2 separate regions of the Homo sapiens genome follow, and region 2 is linked to region 1. A link is a contact called in ENCODE Hi-C or POLR2A ChIA-PET data. All regions are on one chromosome and are shown on one strand. Each heading gives the region's core, a stretch centred on a gene start or an enhancer-like site at or near the end of the contact. The rest is flanking DNA. Distances are from core to core; before and after follow the strand shown.

Region 1 (2,782 bases), core at 100-2,599:
TCAGGGTTTCTGATGCTCCACAGAGAACTGCCCCCAGCTGTTTGCCCTCTCCTGACTGTGGACAGCTGAGCTGGGCATTTGTCCTGCCAGCTGTGACCCCAGACCCTCCTATCTGGTGACACAGCGCGTCTGAATGTAGCAAGGGTGAAGTCACCTACCGTCAATTACTCTAATGACCTTTTATGTATTAAAAAGTAAAACATTCCCAATCTGTGGCACTTGGGTATTTAGGAAAACATTACTTGTCACACCACAGAAAACCGTGGTGACACAAAGGTGTGCTTCAGCGCCATGGAGAAGAGCAGAGCGAACCTGGCTCTAGTGCTGGGCTCTGGCGCTGCCGTGAGCACGTGCTCACCACACGTCCTTGTCGTCTTCTCCGGGGAGAGCCCTGACTTATCCGAGGCAGCCACATGCCCTTCTATCCTGCTGGTTAGGACATAAATGTCCCTGCTGCACCCGGGGCTGCCTCTGTGGTGACGATGATGCCGAACCTCGGGTGGGGGAGGGAGGCTCAGAAGGGCCTGTGTCCCGAAGCCTGGACCTCCCGGCGCCCTGCCTGTGGGTTAGTTTCTGCATTAGTTGCTGATGTCCGTCTCTGGCACTTCCCACCAAGAGCCTGAACCCACACACCTGGGCTCAGTCCCCGAGACACGGGCCACGCGGCACCTGCTAGGGCTTCTGTGTTGAGATGGTTGCAGTGGACACCAGGAGAGTCGTGGGTGACAGTCGAGAAACTGCCCAAGAACAATCGCTCAATCCCGCTGGTTTAATCACACACTAAAAGCCTAGTCATTGAAAGAGGGTGACATCAGGTGGGGGTTCCCCTCCCCTCCCTGGGAAGGGAGCGCGGAGCTCACTTGTGGGTGCTGGATCCTCACGGCCTCCTCTGCTTCTAAAGGACGGGGGAGGCAGGAGAACAGGTGGGGCCCAGACTGGGGCGGGAGGAAGGTGGAGCAACCCCATGGCCTCCAGGGGACGGGGCGGGGAAGAGGTGGGGCCCAGACTGGGGCGGGAGGAAGGTGGAGCAACCCCATGGCCTCCAGGGGATGGGGCAGGGAAGAGGTGGGGCCCAGACTGGGGGATGAGGAAGGTGGAGCAACTCCATGGCCTCCAGGGGGGATGGGCAGGTGGCTCTGGGATCCCCCCTCCCCCAGGCAGCCACTGGACTAATGCAGGGGAGGGGAAGGGAAGGGAAGGGAGGGGAGGGGAGGGGAGGGGAGGCCAGGCTCTGCCCCAGGAGGCGACGGGGGGTCAGGACCAGATGTGGAGGGAGCCCCAGGAGGGAAGCGCTCAGCCCCAGCGAGGCTGGGAGTGTCCTTGTCGTCTGTAACCGAGTTCCTTGTCATCCAGCATCCAGCACGTCTGGGCTAGGGCACCCTTGACTGCACGTGACAGAACCACATGGGGTGTTGTGTTGTGGTGCTGCTGTCATGGCGTTGTGGTGTGCTGTGTGGTTGATGCTGTGTTGTTATGTTGTGGTGTGGTGTGTGGTGGCGTTTTGAGTTATATTGTTGGTGTGGTGAAGTGGTGTGTGGTGTATATTGTTGATGTTGATGTGTTACATTGTGGTGTGCTGTGTGGTTGATGCTGTGTTGTGATGTCATGGTGTGGTGTGTGGGGGTGTTTTGAGTTATGTTGTTGGTGTGGTGATGTGGTGTGTGGTGTATATTGTTGATGTTGTGTTACATTGTGGTGTGCTGTGTGGTTGATGCTGTGTTGTGATGTCATGGTGTGGTGTGTGGGGGTGTTTTGAGTTATGTTGTTGGTGTGGTGATGTGGTGTGTGGTGTATATTGTTGATGTTGATGTTGTGTTACGTTGTAGTGTGCTGTGGTGTGTGGTGCTGTTTTGGGGTTTTCATGGTGTGGTGTGTGGTGTGTATGGTTGTATATGTTCTTGCTGTTGTATTGTGGTGTTGTGTTATCTTGTTGAGGCAGTGCTGTTGATGGTGTGGTGTGCGGTGTTGTTTTGTGTTATGTTGTGGTGTGGTGCTGGTGTTGTGTGGTTGTAACTGAGGATGTCTGAGCTCGTCTGGAAGGAGACAGTGGAGCTGCCCAGGCCCAGGGCTGAGGATGGGCTGTGGCCAGGGTAGGTCCTCAGCTGAGCGAGGTGAGGAGCCCCTGAGTCTGGTATGTAACACAACTGTTGTGTTGTGTTGTTATGTTGTTGGTGTGCTGTGTCTCTGTCCACACTGGGCAGATGGTCCTGGGGACACTCCTGGAACTTCCTGGCTCCCGACATTCCCAGCCTCTGCTCTTGGGAACGGTCCAGGCTGGACCTGGTGTGGGACAGAAGCCAAGTCTGTGCCAGTCTTCAGCGGGACCACCCTTAGGGTGAGCACGTTCCCCTGGAGAGCCCTGTCTTTGTCTGTGGATTTCTGGGTGGGGCCGTGCCTGGCGCTAGGAGGTGAGCTGGGCCCAGGCCTGGGGGCAGCTCTGCGTCCCCACCACCTTCGTCCCACCCATGGGCTCCAGAGCTTCTCTCCTGCACCGATGGGTCAGCGGCCGCCACCTCGATTTCTACATCTCCTCTCCAGAGCCCAGTCCTTCAGCCTGCAGACGAGAAAAATCAATGCCCAAGTCTTGAAAGGGTTGAAGAGAAAGCCTATTGCGTGTCAGAACATGTTAAGTCTCCCTCCAAATGGAGCTGCAACAGGGCACAGTCCTGCCCGGGAAGGGCTCCTCCCACCCGCGGGGATGCTGTCTGACTCCAGCACTCATGTGGGGGGACCCACGCCCAGGGCTGGGACACACTGGGACCTGGGCTGACCCTCAGCACCT
Region 2 (2,700 bases), core at 199-2,698, 91 kb after region 1:
ACGGCAGCCTCCAAGCATATTACAATGCTCTTTTAGCTCTGCCATCTGGGAGTGGGTGTCTGTGACCCCTGGAGCCTCAGAAAGCCTGTGTTACAATCAGTGTTGAGTGTTAATCAGCTCAGTGGAGGGTCAGGGTGACAGCCTTTACACCCTGCCCTCTTGGTACCTGAGTTCTTGTCCGGCGTCCAGCAAGAATCAGGTCACACGAACGAATTAAAGGGTGGTGAATATGGAGGACTTTATTGAGCTGTGGAAGTGGCTCTCAGCAGAAAGGGAAGCTGACAAGGGGGTACAGCAGGAAGATAATTTTCCCCTGGAGTCTGGCCATCCCTCAGCCAAACTCCTCTCCAACATCCAGCTGCTTCCTCTCCTCTCTTTGCTCAGATGCTTTCTCTTCTGTGTGTGTCCCCTTTGTCTGGAGTCTGGGGTTCTTATGGGCACAGGATAGGGGGCAGAGCAGGCCAAAAGGCAACATTCAGGTGGGAAAACAGGGATAGTTGTCACTTTGGGCCACGGGTCCAGGCTTGAGTGTGAAGCCCTCACCAGTATTTCCCTGCCTCCTGCCTGTATCACATACATTCTCTCTTCATTCCTAGTGTGTGTTCGTAATCCAGGATGAAGAGAAGGGAGAAGTCTTCATTGAACCCCTTTTTTCATGCGGTCATTTACATAGTAGCAACAGACTGCAGGATGATTTCTTAGATTCCACAAATTTTTTTTCTTTTTCTTTTTGAGAGAGTCTCACTCTGTCGCCCGAGCTAGAATGCAGTGGTACCATCACAGCTCACTGCAGCCTTGACCTCCCGGCCTGAAGCACTCCTCCTACCTCAGCCTCCAAAGTAGCTAGGACTTACATGCACTTGCCACCATGCCCAGCTAAATTTTTTTGTATTTTTGGTAGAGATGGGATTTTGCTATATTGCCCAGACTGGTCTTGAACTCCTGGCCTCAAGCAGTTCTCCCGCCTTGGCCTCTCAAGATGCTAGGATGACAGGCATGAGCCACTGCACCCAGCCCACAAATGTTTTCAAGTTACTGATCTGCCAAGTTTACAATTCCAGTAAGAGTTTGAAAAGGAAATAGGAACTGAAACCTGCCTGTGTTTGCTGAATCTCTGCTGTGTGCTAGGTGCTGAGGTGCTTTGGGATATGCATTAGAAGCTTGCTTGTTAACCAGTGACCATGACTGCATTTGAGCTGTTGCTGTTCACACATGGGCATTTCCATCAGGACAGCACAGCCAGGAGGAGAGTGGCGGCTCCGGGACCTGGGGCTCAGGCGAGGCCTTGAGGAGCTTACCAGAATAGTGAGGGCCCACGAGGGCCAAAGACCCACAAGTGGTAAAGGACAGGTGGCCCCACTCAGGAAGACACTTTCTCAGGCAGAACCGGAATGACAATGGGAGGCCAGTTGTGGAGAGCCTGGGACGCCAGAATAAGTGAGCACGAGAGACCGACAGGATGAGAGCCGCATTTCCGCTGAGACAGTGTGGCTGCGGGGCACGGGGCGCTGGAGCAGAGTGGAGGCAGGGGTGGGAGGATGCACCTGGGCAGGACGTGGTAGGGCAGTGGGGCTGGGTGAAGGGATGGAGAGCAACGCCGCAGTGTTGGTTATCCCTTTCATAGTTAATGTAGTGTCCTTCACAAATAAGATTTCTTTTATTTTCAAATACAATCAGATACAAAGTCAGTCTGCTTTTGAGCGGTTTGTTTTGCCACAGTAGGAAATAATCGTTGCTGGTTCATGTGCTAATTTTGTTGCCAAATACTTCATCGTGACACAGGGGGACTAATCAATGTTAATTTCCAGTGTTACAGAAGTGGCCGGCGGTAAGCTGTTAATGCTCTCATAAATGACCATTTTTCAGAAGTTATTTGCTTTGTCCCGGACTCTACCTAAACCAATGTACGTCTGCCCCCCTACATTCAAACATGACTTCCGTTTTGATCATTTTTGCTGGAATATTAAAAATGCATCTCAAAGGCAGCTGTGGTTTCTGGGAAGCTGTGTTTGGCATCAGTCCTTGTTCACTTTTAGCACTTGAAGCTGAAAAAAGCAGTAATGTCAACATAATGAACCATCTTAATTCAGCCTGGCAGAGGTCACAACAGCTCTAGTTTTCACCTTCATGGTGAAGGATGATCGTGTTGTTGGAATAAATAGACCTGGACTTGATTACAAGTGACATTTGAAAGTGTTGATTCAGATTGTCCCGTCGCTTCAAAATGGAGCCCTAGTCTTTAAGCACAGTGGTGAGATAAGTATTATTAATGACAGGCATTAGTTAGGATAAAGGCAAAAAAAAAAGTTTGGAGGCTCAAATCATTAAGTTGGCAGTAGAAATATGAATAGAAACTCAGCTGGAGAGTTGACTCCTCGCACTCCTGTTTGTCTTGACTGTGCCTCAGATGGCGTCTCGCGCCCGTTTGGTTTTGTCTTTCACAGACGTTTGCCAGGGACCATGTTTTTCCATCTCCCCTCTGTTTTAACACAGCGCCTTACCAATCACACACCAAATTAGTGCAGTGATTTTGTGAGCGTGGAGAGAGTAAATGAGGAGAGTTCTTCACCAGAAAAAGACAGCAAAGACGTGTTTCTCTTCCTTCTCGTCACAGAACAAACTCCTTACTCGAGGGTGGAGTATGTGTCTCAGCTCTCCTTCTCTTCAGCTCTCTCTTTGTTTTCCTGGGGAAATCCCGGG

What was found. Hi-C counts contacts between places; a loop is a spot of excess contacts on that map. ChIA-PET counts read pairs that join two places held with the same protein, here RNA polymerase II (POLR2A). Pooled maps may share reads with other maps.
Region 2: a pooled map shows a loop between it and region 1 (3-fold over the local background). The contact joins two enhancer-like sites. A Hi-C loop is called at or near these places in 2 of 50 pooled maps. POLR2A ChIA-PET finds 5 or more read pairs at or near these places in 2 of 52 experiments (HCT116 and PC-9).

What each region holds. Positions count from the first base shown.
Region 1 is chr12:131,681,347-131,684,128 of GRCh38, forward strand. The region is part of intron 1 of LOC105370087 (a long non-coding RNA gene); the gene reads left to right. Among named protein-coding and RNA genes, the nearest start is that of SFSWAP, 28 kb to the right of the region's middle. RefSeq lists a silencer at 935-1,084. Within about 2 kb of position 1,350, at least 2 of the 41 ENCODE cell types and tissues checked have a DNase peak (open chromatin) inside an H3K27ac peak, as active enhancers do.
Region 2 is chr12:131,772,628-131,775,327 of GRCh38, forward strand. The region is part of intron 13 of SFSWAP (splicing factor SWAP); the gene reads left to right. Among named protein-coding and RNA genes, the nearest start is that of MMP17, 54 kb to the right of the region's middle. RefSeq lists enhancers at 809-1,434, 1,166-1,355, 1,435-2,059. Within about 2 kb of position 1,449, at least 6 of the 41 ENCODE cell types and tissues checked have a DNase peak (open chromatin) inside an H3K27ac peak, as active enhancers do.